Regions from separate parts of the Homo sapiens genome. Here region 1 is linked to region 2. Evidence: read pairs that join two places in POLR2A ChIA-PET (ENCODE). Cell type or tissue: PC-9. All regions are shown on one strand. Links, peaks and the distances in the headings refer to the core of each region. The heading gives the core; the rest is flanking DNA.

Evidence for each region. ChIA-PET counts read pairs that join two places held together with the same protein. Peaks named below come from ENCODE experiments on the same cell type or tissue, not always from the same donor. Only the 100,000 strongest peaks of a DNase experiment are listed, where the experiment ranks them.
Region 1: POLR2A ChIA-PET joins it to region 2 with 13 read pairs; 5 of 35 experiments call an interaction of 5 or more read pairs at or near these places.

The regions. Positions count from the first base shown.
Region 1 is chr17:2,650,705-2,659,055 of GRCh38, reverse strand. All of the region lies in intron 2 of PAFAH1B1 (platelet activating factor acetylhydrolase 1b regulatory subunit 1), which reads right to left. It overlaps LOC124904127 (small nucleolar RNA U13), which reads right to left and starts at 3,377; the gene lies at 3,274-3,377. RefSeq lists an enhancer at 1-13. In PC-9, for the core only: no CTCF peak of the experiment used is centred there; a DNase peak (open chromatin) is centred at 8,065; H3K4me3 peaks cover 456 bases; H3K27ac peaks cover 1,053 bases.
Region 2 is chr17:2,480,811-2,489,161 of GRCh38, reverse strand. The region is part of intron 2 of METTL16 (methyltransferase 16, RNA N6-adenosine); the gene reads left to right. Among named protein-coding and RNA genes, the nearest start is that of METTL16, 27 kb to the left of the region's middle. In PC-9, for the core only: no CTCF peak of the experiment used is centred there; a DNase peak (open chromatin) is centred at 3,441; H3K27ac peaks cover 1,444 bases.

The DNA of each region.
Region 1 (8,351 bases), core at 192-8,191, 170 kb before region 2:
TGGTCTTGAATTCATGATCTCAAGTGATTCGTCCACCTTGGCCCAAAGTGCTGGGATTACAGGTGTGAGCCACTGTGTCCAGCCAAGACTTCCTAAACTTTTATGCTACAATACCCTACTGACTCTTCAGGGAAAGGGCAGCACAGATGTGATGAGTTCCTGGCCATAGGTCTTATACTTCTCCAACCTCACGTACCCTAAGAAATCTGTCTGACAAATTGATTGCCATTACCATCCTTCACCATCACATTCTAAGATAACTACTTCCAAAAGGTAGTTCAGGATTTAACTACTACCAGTCTTAGGACAAGTACAAGTTCAGCAAGAGGTTATAATGAGACCTTATCCATGGCAGAGACAAAGTGAAGAAGAATGTAATTCAGGCAATGCAGGGTGAGTGGACCTTTATCTTCCCCATCAAGCAAAAAGAACCCTGTACCCAGTATACTAGCCTGCTCGATTCCATTTCTTTTCATCAGACGGCTGGGTCTCAGATGACATCCTGATATACCCTCCAGCCCACAGTTGCAACAAAAGCCAAAAATGATCTACCAGTTAAGTATATCACACTGCACTTTTTAAAAAGCAAAACCAAATAAATAAACAAAAAATATGCATTACTGTTCATTCTCGTATTTCGATTAAATTTCTTGAGTAATGGAAACACAAAACAGAGGGCAGTCACTAAACAGTTGTTTTCAGCCTCCACCCTTATTTATCTGTGTTTCCCTCTTTACCCTTTTAACCTGTTAAGAAAAATAACATTACTGAAAACTAAAATACTTAAAGGTCTAAGAGAGAAAGGGGGTTGGGGGAGAGGGAGAGAGAATGTCACACTAACCCAGCTGAACTCCTAATTATGTTGTTTTAAAGTTACTATATTATTGACTGACACTTAGAAAAAAACTGCATGGCCTGCTACAGGCCAGAGGTCAGCTACGTTTCCAGAGAGGAGGAGATTTTGCCTTAGTTGTTCAGCATAATTTACAACTGTGAGATCCACTCAGGATATATTCCTATAAAAATATTTTGCATTATTTCAAAAACTCATAAGGCAAAGTCAGGTTGTACAATAGGAAAGATACACAATACAACTGTCATGTATTGAATAGTTTGAAACATTTATATTTTTAAAATGTAAAGCAAAATTTCACTATAAAACATGTAAAGAAAAAAGGAAAGAGGAAGAAGGGATGAGTGCTTGTTATTTCCAGTTTTATACCAAGGAATATAAAAGAAGGTTAAGTTATATATGGTCCCTTGCCTCCTAGGATCTTGTAAACCTATCTGAGGAGCAAAATAAAAGCTACTGAAGTCTATGAAATTTAATTCAAAGACGAGAGAAATGAGACTGAATGGAAGAATCTTTTTATAAAGGCGAGATGCGAGGACTTAAAGGAAATAGTAAGTATTACCTAGGCAGGGAGCTGAGCTGGACCAAGTGAATCAGAATGGTACATTATGGAGATCTCAATGTTTACCTAAAAACATCTGATCAAATTCAACATTCTTGGCCAGGCGTGGTAGCTCACGCCTGTAATCCCACCACTTTGGGAGACTGAGGTGGGTGGATCACTTGAGGTCAGGAGTTTGAGACCAGCCTGGCCAACATGGTGAAACCTCAGCTCTACTAAAAATACAATATTAGCCGGGCACGGCGGTGGACACCTGTAATCCCAGCTACTTGGGAGGCTGAGGCAGGAGAATCACTTGAACCTGGGAGGTGGAGTATTGCAGTGAGCCAAGATGGCGCCACTGCCTTACAGCCTGGGTGACACAGTGAGACTCTTGTCTCAAAAAACAGAAACAAATTCAACATTCTTGATTTTTAAACATTCCTCATTAACGGAAAGGTCTTCATTAAGAATGTTCATTAACATCAGGAAAAAAGAAATCTCTCAAACCTTCAACCAATAAATCTAATAGTTAATGGCAGAACACTAGAAACACTTGTGTCAAAGAACAAGGCAAAGATGCTATAATCATTCCTATTACTTAAAACTGCTCTAGTGAAGCTGAGGCAGGAGAATGGCGTGAACCTGAGAGGCGCAGCTTGCAGTGGGCCCAGGCTGCGCCACTGCACTCCAGCCTGGGCTACAGAGCGAGACTCTGTCTCAAAAAAAAAACTGCTCTAAATCAGGTGGCATTAAAATAATGAGAGAAATGGCTAGAAACAGAAACAGACTATGTAGGACATTCAAGGCAAGAAAAAGCAATTGAATGAAAACAGTAATTTTAAAAGACCTATTTATCAGAAGTGTCAGAAGTATACAGGCAGATTACATGAAACAGCAAACTAAACAAAGGAAGACCACTGTATAGTAAGTCAAGCCCTAAAAAACAATGAAGATCCCTTAAAATCAGGTCATATTCATAATAGGCATCCCCAGAATTATCTGATTAAATATAGCTTCCAATTGTTGATGGAGCAGTTTTTACTCTGCACTGAAGAGCAGGATATTCAATTATCTACAATACTGCTAATAATGTATTTATATTTTTAGAATTAGGATAGGTCAAGTCATAGTATATGGTAGTCATTCACTGCCACCTGATGAATCATTTACTTGTCCCGGGCCCCTTTCCTCACTCTTTGAAAAAAAAAAAAGATGAGGTCTTGCTCTGTCACCCAAGCTGGAGTGCTGTGGCACAATCATGGCTCACTGCATCCTCAAGCTCCTGGGCTCAATGGATCCTCCTGCTTCAGCCTCCTGAGTAGCTGGAACTACAGGCACATGCCACCATGATGGGTTAATTTTTTTTTAAAGTAGAGATAGGGTCTCAATATGTTGTCTAGACTGGTCCTTTTTTCCCTTTTAAATAGCTAATTGTGGCCAGGCGCAGTGGCTCACGCCTGTAATCCCAGCACTTTGGGAGGCTGAGGCGGGCAGATCACGAGGTTAGGAGTTCGAGACCAGCCTGGCCAACATAGTGAAACCCCGTCTCTACTAAAAATACAAAAAAAATTAGCCGGGCGTGGTGGCAGATGTCTGTAGTCTCAGTCACTTGGGAGGCTGAAGCAGGAGAATCACTTGAACCCAGGGGCGGAGGTTGCAGTGAGCCGAGATCGTGCCACTGCACTCCAGCCTGGGTGACAGATGGAGACTCAGTCTCAAAACAAACAAAACAAAACGAAAACCACCTAATTGCATCCCATCCTTCAGCTGACCTCCAACTCCACACAGAAAATAGAAGCTACTCAGCATATAACTTTCTCAATGTAGTTTCCTGTATTTGTGGCACTGCTTTCCTCTTCTATTTTTTTTTTTTTCACATCGGTCGGGTAATGTGACGACATTGTAACAAGGCTGGAGGGTGGTACATCTTACACATGTGTGTGAACACCCTGTCGTCACACGTAGCAACTACAAAAGAATCTCCCTTCCTCTTCTGTGATGTGTTTTCTCTTTCTTGAGACAGGGTCTTGCCATGTCACCTAGGCTGGAGGGCTGTGGCACAATCTCAGCTTATTGCAACCTCTGCCTCCGGAGTAGCTGGGATTACCAGGCATGTGCCACCACACCCAGCTAATTTTTATATTTTTAGTGGAGACATGTTTTCTCCATGTTGGTCAGGCTGATGTTGAATTCCTGACTTCAGGTGATCCACCTGCTTCGGCCTCCCAAGGTGCTGGGATTACAGAAGTGAGCCACTGTGCCTGGCCTACGATGTGTCTTCTCTTTCTAATACAATTCTCTAGAATACCCTCCATCTTTCAGTGAAATGCAATGTGATGTGGTATGTAAAAGGGCTTTGTATGAATTCTCCAGAAAGTCAACAATTTTGACCTTGATCATATCTTGATCATCTTTATAGATGCCTACATTTCACTCTTATAAACACACACACACACACACACACACACACACACATATATGTATATATATATTTTTTAAATGATCAGCAATTTCATTCTGGAAATCAAAAATTTCCAAAGAATAAAAAAATCTAACACAAGCTGGGCATGGTGGCTCACACCTGTAATCCCAGCACTTTGAAAGGCCAATGCGGGAGGATTGTTTGAGCCCCAGAGTTATGAGCTATGATCATGCCATTGCACTACTCCAGCCTGAACCCTGTCTCTTTTAAAAAAAAAAAAAAGAAGAAAAAAAAAAGCCACGCAGGGTGGCTCACACCTGTAATTCCAGCACTTCGAGAGGCTGAGGCAGGCAGACTGCTTGAGCCCAGGAGTTCAAGACCAGCCTGGGCAACATGGCAAAAATCTGTCTCTATAAAAAATAGAAAAATTAGCTAGGCATGGTGGCACACACCTGTAGTCCCAACAACTTGGGAGGCTGAGGTGAGAGGATGGTTTGAGCCCGGGAGGCGGAGGCTGCAGTGAACTGAGATTGAGCCACTGCACTCCAGCCTCGGTAACAGAGCCAGACACTATCTCAAAAAACAAACAAAAACTAACACAAACTGAGAATATTTTAATCCTCCTCTGAAGACTCAGAGGGCCTTTTTAATTTTTTACCTTAAGGCAATAATTAGAAACAACCGTCACTGCATAGAAAGTGAAAATATAGACAATATGATTATAGATTCCATCATTATCAAACTTTTAAAGTTGAAAAGACAGACCGAGTGGAGTGGCTCATGCCTGTAATCCCAACACTTTGAGAGGCTGAGGCGGGCGATCACCTGAGGTCAGTTTGAGACCAGCCTGGCCAACATGGTGAAACTAAAAATACAAAAATTAGCTGGGAGTGATGGTGCGTGCCTGTAATCCCAGCTATTCAGGAGGTTGAGGCAGGAGAATTGATTGAACCTGGGAGACAGGGGTTGCAGTGAGCCAAGACAGCACCATTGCACTTCAGCCTAGGCGATAAGAGCAAAACTGTCTTTAAAAAAAAAAAAAAAAAGGTTTAAAAGACAACAGGGACCTCAACATGTAAGCTGGATAGAAGCAGCATATTAAATAGTTTATATTTAAATGTATAGTGACTGGCCGGGCATGGTGGCTCACGCCTGTAATCCCAGCACTTTTGGAGGCCGAGGCGGGTGTATCACCAGGTCAGGAGATTGAGACCATCCTGGCTAACATGGTGAAACCTGTTCCTACTAAAAATAGAAAAAATTAACCGGGCATGGTGGCACGCGCCTGTAATCCCAGCTACTTGGGAGGCTGAGGCAGGAGAATCACGTGAACCCAGGAGGTGGAGGTTGCAGTAAGCCGAGATTGCGCCACTGTACTCCAGCCTGGGCAACAGAGTATAAGACTCGGTTTCAAAAATAATAATAAATTTAAAAAATAAAAATAAAAAATGTATAGTTACTTTGACAATCAATGAAAATATATAGCTGTTTTTATAAATATAACCATCTGAAATTTAGATTATAGTTATAGTCTTATTTCAACCTTACTATCCAAATTCATTCGTGTACTTTGTTTTTGTTGCCCTATATTAACAAAATTCAAATTCACACAGGTAAACAGTGCAAACAGTCCCTGGATTTAAACAGCTCAACTTGCAGTCTCAGAGTATTCTTCAATTAAACTGAGCCAGAAGATTTAAAAAGGAGTGGAAAATACCTGTTTGAAAGCTGAGTCACTAACAAGATCTAAAAATTACTTTCATGCCTTATTATAGATCACAAAGTCAGGCAAAAAGTACCCAAATCTTTTTTTTTTTTAATACTTTTAAGTTCTAGGGTACATGTGCACAACGTGCAGGTTTGTTACATATGTATACATGTGCCATGTTGGTGTGCTGCACCCATTAACTCGTCATTTACATTAGGTATATCTCCTAATGCTATCCCTCCCCTCTCCCCTCACCTCACGACAGGCCCTGGTGTGTGATGTTCCCCTTCCTGTGTCCAGCTGTTCTCATTGTTCAATTCCCACCTATGAGTGAGAACATGTGGTGTTTGGTTTTTTGTCCCTGCAATAGTTTGCTGAGAATGATGGTTTCCAGCTTCATCCATGTCCCTATAAAGGGCACAAACTCATCCTTTTTTATGGCTGCATAGTATTCCACGATGTATATGTACCACATTTTCTTAATCCAGTCTATCGTTGTTGGACATCTGGGTTGGTTCCAAGTCTTTGCTATTGTGAACAGTGCCACAATAAACATATGTGTGCATGTGTCTTTATAGCAGCATGATTTATAATCCTTTGGGTATATATACCCAGTAATGGGATGGCTGGGTCAAATGATATTTCCAGTTCTAGATCCCTGAGGAATCGCCACACTGACTTCCATAACGGTTGAACTAGTTTACAGTCCCACCAACAGTGCAAAAGTGTTCCTATTTCTCCAAATCCTCTCCAGCACCTGTTGTTTCCTGACAAAAAGTACCCAATCTTAAACTAAGCCCTAGAACTATTTGGCATCTAACGCCACTACATGAACATGTGCAGCTATAGTACATTCCCATGTACAACGTGAAGTGCGCGGGCAGGTGCAGACCTTCAGTGTATTTCACACAGGCCAGGGAAAAACCGCTTTCCAATCAATGCCAAATATATATGATGTTCAAACAGATTCACAGGAGAAACCTCAGGACCTCAACTAACTGCAAAAGTCAGTTTTTTAAAGCAATAAAGTAAACAACAACAAAAATGCTTAAAAATATATCACAGTCATGAAAACACATGGAGAAATGTTTTTGGTTTTTGTTTTGTTTTGTTTGAGACGGAGTCTCGCTCTGCCGCCCAGGCTGGAGTGCAGTGGCGCGATCTTGGCTCACTGCAAGCTCCGCCTCCCGGGTTCACGCCATTCTCCTGCCTCAGCCTCCCGAGTAGCTGGGACTACAGGCACCCGCCACCACGCCCGGCCAATTTTTTTTTTTGTATTTTTAGTAGAGACGGGGTTTCACCGTGTTAGCCAGGATGGTCTCGATCTCCTGACCTCGTGATTTGCCCGCCTTGGCCTCCCAAAGTGTGGGATTACAGGCGTGAGCCACTGTGTCTGGCCTAGAAATGTTAAGTACATATTGTTAAGTCAAAGCAGCCAATCTGAAAAGGATACAAGCTATATAATTGTAATTTTCTGGAAAAGACAAAACTATGGTTAACAGTAAAAATATGAGGGGTTTAGGGAGGCAGGGAAGGATGAATAGGGGGAGGCTGAGATTTTTAGGGCAGTGAATTTATTCTGTATGACTGATGGATATATAACATTAGGCATTTGTCAAAACCAACAGAATATACAACAAAAAGAGTAAACCCTAATGTCAACTATGGACTTCAGTAATAATGTGTCAATGTTGGCTCATCAATTATAATAAATACACCACATAAATGTGAGATGTTAACAGTAGGGGAAACTGGGGAAAGGCAAAAAGGCATATGGCACCCTCTACCAAGTCACTCACTCCATTCCCAAATCAAAATTACTACGGAAAACACTTAAGGCTTTTTGGGAAAATAATTTAAGAGAAGCAAGGAGGTTTACAAAACAAAAAATTTAGGAGAATTTATTACCTCATATTGAAATGTATTTTTCTTTTTTTTTTTTTTGAGATGGAGTCTCACTCTGTTACCCAAGTTGGAGTGCAGTGGTGCAAGCTCGGCTCACTGCAGCCTCTACCTCCCAGGCTCAAGAGGTTCTCCTGCCTCAGCCTCCCAAAGTAGCTGGGATTTCAGGCAGGCACCACCATGCCCAGCTAATTTTTTTTTTTTTTTTTTTTTGTAGAGACGGGGTTTTGCCATGTTGGCCAGTCTGGTCTTGAACCCCTGACCTCAGGTGTTCCGCCTGCCTCAGTCTCCCAAAATGCTAGGATTACATACGTGAGCCACCGCACCCGGCCAAAATGTATTATTAATGTAAAGCTACAATAATCAAAAGAATGTTCTTCTGACTCCTGAAAGCACAGCAAGTCCAAAAACCAATGCAAGGTTTTATAAGAAGGTGTTTTCAGATCAATAAGGAAAGGGCTATTCAATAAATGTTTCGGCATGTGGATAATGACTCAGAAAAAGCACTTCGATCCCTTTCTTGCATAATCAACAAACATAAATTCCAGATGGCTTAGACATTACTATAAAAAGAAATGAAAACAAAAAGGTCTTAAGAAAGTAAAAGTGAATACTTATGTAGTCATGATTAGCGAAGGTCTTCCCAAATATGAATCTAAAGGTAGTATCAAGGAAAAGACAGTTTTCACTCTGTGACACTTCTCTGCAACACATGACCATGGGTGACTCAGTACCCTAAAGTCCTCTTAGGAATCGACAAGAAAAATGTAAACACTACAACAGAAAACACAACAAAACAAAAACGTAGCAACACCCCGAACAGGCACTTCACAGAGGAAGAGAATGGCATTATACACACACAAAAAAATGGTTAGAACTCACAATAATTTTAAAGAAAATATTTCTATAAATTGTGGGATTA
Region 2 (8,351 bases), core at 231-8,230:
ATATAGTGAGACCCCTTCTCTACAAAAAATAAAAAAAAATAAAAAAAAAAGAATGAAAAGTTTAGCTTGATTGATCGAGGTACAATTTTTTATTTTGCCAGTAGGATTTTGGATTCTTTGGTTAACTTAGGGTTATCAGTAATGGTTGTTTCCATTGTTTCAGGATCTGTGTTTTTGTATATTACTATCTAATTGCTTATTTGACCCATGAGAGTGTTTAAAAAGTGGACATTTTCTTCAATAAGTCTTCTGTATCAGAGAGTTGAAAAGTGGGAAGGATGTCAGTACAGTACGCGAATAATAATTTAAGGCCACTTAATTTTTTTTATTGTTGTGAGAAACGCAACGTAGAATGTCCCATCTTAATCCAGTTTAAGTGTACAGTGTGTTAACCCTGTGCTTGTTGTTGTGCAGATTTCTAGAACCTTTTCATGAGTTAGACTACTTTAGATACCTTTACCTTAAAGTAGAATCATGCAGTATTTGTTGTTTTTGACTCGCTTATTTCACTTAGCTTGATATCCTCAAAGACTTATCCATGTTCTAGCACGTGACAGGATTTCCTTTTTTTTGTTTTTTTTAATTTGTTTTTTTGGTGGGTGGGGAACGGAGTCTTGCTCTGTTGCCCAGGCTGGAGTGCAGTGGCACTATCTCTGCTCACTGCAACCTATCCGCCTCCCGGGTTGAAGCGATTCTCCTGCCTCAGCCTCCCGAGTAGCTGGGATCATAAGCGCCCACCACCAAGCCTGGCTAATTTTTGTATTTCTAGTAGAGATGGGGTTTCACCATATTGGCCAGGCTGGTCTCAAACTCCTGACCTCAGGTGATCTGCCCACCTCAGCCTCCCAAAGTGTTGGGATTACAGGCGTGAGCCACTGCGCCGGGCTGGGATTTCCTTCTTTTTAAAGGCAGAATAGTATTCCATTTTGTGTATATACCACATTTGCTTTATCTGTTAATCTGTCAGTGGACCTTTAGGTTGCTTTCACCTCTTGGCTGTTGGGGTTAATGCTGCAGTAAATATGGGTGTGCAGATATCTTTTTGAGGTCCTGTTTTCAAATCTTTTGAGGTTTTTTTCATTTTTTAGAGTTGAAATTGTCTATATTTAAGGTGTACTGCATGATTTTTATTTTATTTTATTTATTTTATTTTATTTGAGACTGGGTCTTGCTCTGTTGCCTGGGCTGGAATACAGTGATGCGATCACAGCTCACTGTAGCCTTGACCTCCTGTGCTGAGTGATCCTCCTGCCTCAGCCTCCTGAGTAGCTAAGATTATAGGTGTCTGCCACCACATCTGGCTAATTTAAAATTTTTTTTTGTAGAGACAGGGTCTCTTTTTGTTGCCCAGGCTGGTCTTGAACTCCTGGGCTCAAGCAATCCTCCCGCCTCAGCCTCCCACAGTGCTGGGATTACAGGTGTGAGCTTCCACACTCTGCCCTCATTTAATCTTTAGCTGATTCCACAGTGGTTTCTAACTCTACCACTACCAAAGCAGCTCTTTAAAAGGTCTCCAGCAGCCTCATGTCACTGACTCTGATTTTCAGGGCTCCGTTGCCTTCTGAGCAGCAGGTCACTCTGCTGGTTGGTTTATCCTTCATGGATACCCTCTTGCCTTGGCCTCCTCAGCACCACACTGGAAAACTGGTTTTCCTTCTTCCACTCTGGTGTTCCTTTGTCTCCTTGTGGAACTTCCTCTGTAATGACTGTGCATACAGCTATTAAAGGAGTTTTCAAAGCTTGCGCCGCAGCTCTCTTTCCTTCGCACTTTATATTTTCTCCTTCATCGCTGTTATCCGTGCCAGGGCTTCACTTGTTTGTTTGCAAATCACTTACATGTTTATTTCTACACACCTCTTCTCTGGGCTCCATCTCCGCTTAAATGTCTCAGATGCAGCTCAGATTTATATTTCTCTTCAAAAACGGTTCTCTGCCAGAGTTACTAACTTCAGTTAGGGTGGCACCGCCTATCCTGTTGAGCAAGCTAGAACCTTGGGAGACTCATGTGAAACACAGCATCCCTTAGCTCACATATCATTTCGTTGCTAAATCTCACAGATGTTCTCTCCAAAATATCTCTAATTCCTTTCACTTTTCCCTATCTCTGCCATTGCTACCTTTATCTAGATATAGCCTTTTTTTTTTTTTTTTTTTTTTTGAGACAGGATCTCACTCTGTTGCCCAGGCTGGAGTGCAGTGGTACAATTTCGGCTCACTGCAGCCTCCACCTCCCAGGCTCAAGTGATCCTCCCACCTCAGTACCGCGCCCTACTCCCACTCCCCCGCCTAGAGTAGCTGGGAACACAGGTGCATGCCACCACACCACCACACTGACTAATTTTTGTATATTTTATAGAAATAGGGTTTCACCATGCTACCCAGGTTGGTCTCAAACTCCTGGACTCAAGCCATCCACCCACCTCAGCCACCCAAAGTGCTGGAATTACAGTTGTGAGCCACCACACCCAGCCTTTATCTAGCCTCTTAACGCAGGTATAGCAGTAGCTTCCTAATTAGAGCCTTTGCTTCCACTTTGTTCCAACTTTATTCTATACCATACCTAAATCCTTAACATAGAATATACTTTTATCAGCTGGGTGCAGTGGCTCACACCTGTAATCCCAGCACTTTGGGAGGTCGAGGCGGGCAGATCATGAGGTCAGGAGATTGAGACCATCCTGCCTGACACGGTGAAACCCCGTCTCTACTAAAAATACAAAAAATTAGCTGGGCATGGTGGTACATGCCTGTAGTCCCAGCTACTCGGGAGGCTGAGGCAGGAGAATTGCTTGAACCCGGGAGGCGTAAGTTGCAATGAGCCGAGATCTCGCCATTGCACTCCAGCCTGGGTGACAGAGCGAGACTCTGTCTCAAAAAAAAAAAAAGAGTAGTATCCTGGTGTGATTATTAATAGTTTTTCTTTCACTTTCAGAAAGTTTCAGACTGGACATGATAAAATTATATGGTCACTCTAATTATAATGCCCTACGTAATCTGGAACCTGCCTTCCTCCCCAGCTTCACCTTGAACTATATACGCTTACTTTGCTCTCTGCATTTGAGGCACAGTGACTGTCTCTTAGTACCTGGAATGCTCCAGAAGTTCTGCCTTAGGGTCTTTGTACTTGCGGTTTGCTTTACCTAGGACCCTAGAATGCCACGTTCCCTTCCCTTCGTTCCTTCCTTTGTGAATTTTTCTTCCATTGTCAGTTCTTAGCTTAGTTGTCTGTGCAGGGAAGCCTCCTCTGACCTTCCTAAGGCAGATCCACTAATTAGGGGGGGTCAGTAGTATCTTTTACCTGTCTTTTATAGCATCTGTCGCAGTTATAGTTTTACAGGTATTTAAGTGATTTCTGGATAATACCTATCCTCCGCCAGACCGTCCGCTTCAGAAAGGGAGGGATTGTCTGTGTTTGCTTACTGCAATATCCCTAGCATTTTGCGTAATACCTGGCACATAGTTGACACTTAATAACTATTTGTTGAATGAATAAAGGAATGCATGCCAGCTGTCACAGTTTCTTAAAAATTCTGACCTATTCTGTATACCTCAGTTGAACAAAGTAGTGCTCAAAATAAACATTTTTATATTTCACTTTTAAAAGTAGAGTAGCCAAGTACCCCAACTTTCTTTACAATTCTACTGTTTACAATTGAGTAGAGCAGTGGTCTCCAACCTTTTTGGCACCAGGGACCAGTTTCACGGATGACAATTTTTTCATGGACCTGTGGTGGGGGAGGGGTGATTTCGGGATGATTCAAGCGCATTACATTTATTGTACATTTATTACGTTGTATTATTTCATGTAATGAAATAATTATACAACTCACCATAGTGTAGAATCAGCTTGTTTTCCCGCAGCTTGTTTCCCCTCAGCTAGACGGTCCCATATGGGGGTGATGGGAGACAGTGACAGATCATCAGGCTTTAGATCCTCAAGGAGTGCTCAACCTAGATCCCTCGCATGCGGCGTTCCCAGGAGGGTTCACGCTCCTGTGAGAATCTAATGCTGCGCTGATCTGACAGGAGGCGGAGCTGAGGCAGTAATGTGAGCAATGGAAAGTGGCTGTAAATTCAGATGAAGCTTTGCTTGCCTCTCACCTCCTGCTGTGCGGCACAAGTCCTAACAGGCCAGGGACCAATATCAGTCCATGGCCCAGGGGTTGGGGACTCCTGTAATAGAGGGTGCGGCCCATTAGCCTGTGAATTGTATAAGGCTTGCAGTTATTATTTATTGCCCATATTAATCTTAAGAATCAGATCCATTTCATATGAAAACATGGATCACTGGTTTTGTTTGAAAGTATTAGAGAGCTGGCAAAACCGGGCTGGCAAATCCACACAACATTAACTACTTAGAGTGGTGGTCACCAGGCGCGGTGGCTCACACCTGTAATCCCAGCACTTTGGGAGGCCGAGGCAGGCAGTATGCCTGAGGTCAGGAGTTCAAGACCAGCCTGGCCAACATGGCGAAACCCCGTCTCTACTAAAAATACAAAATTAGCCGGGCATGGTGGTACATGTCTGTAGTCCTATCTACTCAGGAGGTTGAGGCAGAAGAGTCGCCTGAAGCCGGGAGGTGGAGGTTGCAGTGAGCTGATATTGCGCCATTGAACTCCAGGCTGGGCGACAAGAACGAAACTTCGTCTCAAAAAAAAAAAAAGAACAGAGTAGTGGTCATAACCTTTGAAATGGTCATTTGTGGCATCTGGCATAGTGCTACTAAAAGTGGTTATTGAACTGGCTGCTTAACCACAGACTATTTGTTACTGTCCACAGAGATAAGGACCTTGTGCCGTATGTTTAGGTTACCTCACATTTCTTTGGTTTAATTGACTTTTTAATGTGTTGTTTACATTCTGGCACAAGCTCTTTATCTTGTCAGGGACTGGCATTTTGAGTAGTACCAATAGCTATTCCTTATAAATATTTTGAAACCCCTGATTTTCACAATTACTTTGAAATGCCAGTGCAAAATAGCAATACTTTTGTTACTATTTACTGCCCTTAGATAATACTCTTTATCAAGCTTATTTTATAAGTAAGTTACTAAGTTTCTTTAATAGAGATTTTTCTGAAAACTTTTTTCTCCTCAAATTCCTTTTACCATGAAATTTTACGTTTGAGATATTAAGCCTTTGAACATAGACATGGGATATTTTTCCTTTTGTGTGTTTAGCAGTGAAATTTAGTTAATAGGTCAGGCTACCATTCTCGAGTTAAAGACACGAATGTGTTTGAATGCCTTAGCATGGTACTTAGATGTGAACTTCTTCGTCATATGTAAAACTTGACTTTCATTCCTATGTCATTGAAGGAAATGGAATTGGCCCATTTTTCTCACACACTTGACTGATTTCACAGGAATAAAATATTCTCGTTAGAAGTAAAACTGAAGTGCTTATAGATTTTATACCTTTTTATTGCTCATCATTTATCTTGTTGATCCTGAGTTTATACTGCTTTTAGTCGAGTAAGAAATACAAAGATAGTGCAAATCTTTTTTTTATGTGAAAATTGATTGAGGCCATTGCGTGCTATTGAGTAAAGCAGAAATGTGTTCGTGGTTGTTGCCCCTGGATTAACCCTCTTTTATTAGCCCCCATAAATGACAAAATTAATACATATCCAATTCTGATGTCTAAGAATAAACTTAATACCCCTTTAAATAGACTTAATGTATTTTAATGAGACTTTTAATTGCTAGCATATATTTATGCAATAAACTTCTGCTTCCACTGTCCTATAGAAGCTGTTCTTTAAAACCAACACCCACAGAAATGGAGTCAGTCACTTTTTAAAGTTATTATTCTCTTGACCTCCATCAGCATTTTATATTTTTAACCCATTCTACATAGTTGCTCATTTAATCCTTTTGATCCAAAAATTAAGGTTGTCTGTTGTGAAATAACTCCTATTTTCATTTTTATTTGTAGTTGTCTGGGATACTTTTGGTTAAGCTTTTATTTTCAACCTTTGGATCATTTTGTTTTAGCCGTAGTTTTTGTTTAAAACAGTTTATTGTAATTAGTTGGTTTTGTCTTTTGTAATCTAATCTGAGAGTATTATGAGTTTACTATTTACATTCATTTCACATTCATTTTATATCATGCTTTGTTCTTGCTGCTTTTTTTTTTTAACACTATATGATCTGATTTTCACCTACCTTTCCTTTACTGCCCCTGATTTTATTTGATTATATTATTTATCTTCATTCTTCTAGTGTTAATATTATTATTATTATTATTTTTGAGACAGGGTCCCACTCTGTCACCCAGGCTGGAGTGCAGTGATGGGATCTTGGCTCACTGCAGCCTTGATCTCCTGGGCTCAAGTGATCCTCCTGCCTCCTGCGTAGCGGGGACCGCAGGCTCACACAACCACCATACTCCACATCCAGCTAATTTTTGTACTATTTGTAGAGACGGGCTTTCGCCATGTTGCCCAGGCTGGTCTCAAGCTCCTGAGCTCAAGCAGTCCGCCCACCTCGGCCTCCCAAAGTGCTGAGATTACAGGTGTGAGCCATTGGGCCCAGCCAGTTTATCTTCCTAAATGTGTGCTTCTATCTCTGCTACTTAGTTTATCAGCCTTAAATGAAGTCTTTTGACCCTGTGTATAAAAGCTGAGGCACTCCCTCTCCATTTCCTGTTTCCTGTCCCGAATTTTGATTATGTGTATGTTGTCGTGGTTTGTAAACACTTACATTTTATTATGTAGCCACGGTTCACAGGTGTTTTCATCTTAGCTCTCTGGTTAAAATGGCTTAACTGCTCAGTGCCAGTTGTTTTGCTATACAGTAAGTCCTCAGTTAGTGTTGCCAGTAGATTCTTGGAAACTGCGACATGAATGAAATGATGTATAGCAGGTCCTCTAATAACGTCATTTCCTTATAAGTGATGAGAAAAAAATTGATTTTGTTACGTATGGTTTCGCTTAAAGTCAAAGAACCTATTGTCAATGTTAAGTGAAGACTTACTGTAGTTCCTTAATTTATCTCAATTGATTAACTTTTTCCATTAGGAATTTCTTCACAAAGAGCTCGTGAAAACTCTACTCCTTGAGTTCCTGTATACTCAAAATGTTTATCTGTTGTCATTATAATCAAAGTAAGTTTGGCTGAGCATAAAATTGTGTCACACTTTTTTTCCTCTAAGGGCTTTGTAGTCACTGTTCTTTTGTCTTTTACTATTGAATGGTGCTGTGTGGACATCTAAAAGCAGCCTCATGTACCCTACTGCGTCCCTAACCCCAAAATCAATTGTTTAGCTTACTTGCCTAGATATCTAAAGGATTTTTTTTTCTTGTAAGCCTTAAAGTCTGGTAATTTTTTTAGGTGTTGGTATTTCTAATTCTGTATCTTTTCCTGGGAACATAGTGAGCCTTCTATTTCTGGAAAGTTACCTTGAATCATGTCTTTGAATATTTCTTTATTCTAATCCTTTGGTTCTCTTATTCAGAATCCCCAGTTATCTGCAAGGGGGTCTTCATTATTAACCTCTCTTATGTTTACTACTTTTTCTTTACTTTTTAAAACTTCTTGCTCCTTTCCATTTCATTTGTTTATTGAGATATAGTTCATATACTATAAAATTCACTCTCATAACTTGGTGGTTTTTAGTATATTGACACGTGTACAACCATGGCCACTCTCTCCTTCCTGAATTTTGTTTAATTGTGCCTGCTTTTTTGGGTCTTGCTTGCTGTATCCCTTTCTCTTCTTCTCTGTATCGTTGAAGCATATAATACCAGTTTGTTTCATAATTAGGGGTATTAACTTTGGTCACTTCGTTAAGGGGGTATCTGTCAGATTTCTTCATTTTACTGTTATTTTATCCTTTCATAATCTGATAATTGATATCATTATCAAGGTAGTTGATAATTTGTGGGGAAGTACGTTGTGACTGTGTAAATATCCTGGGTTTTTTTTTTTTTTGTCATTGTTTCTTTTTTTTCTGAAACATGGTCTCACTCTGTCATCCGTACGGGAGTGCGGTGGCTTCATCTAGGCTCACTGCAACCTCTGCCCCTTCCAGGTCCAAGCAATTCTGCAAGCTCAGCCTCCTGAGTAGCTGGGACTAAAGGTGCATGTGCCACTATGCTTGGCTAATTTTTGTAATTTTTGATAGAGATGGAGTTGCACCATGTTGGCCAAGCTGGTCTTGAACTCCTGACCTCAAGTGATCCATCTGCCTTGGCCTCCCAAAGTGTTGGGATTACAGGTGTGAGCTGCCGTGCCCAGCCCAATATCCTGTTTTTCAACAAACTTTTACTCATTATTTTTAGCATCCATTGATAATTCTTAATTGAAACAATTATTAGCATGGCGATTGCCAAATGTAATTATCTAACTC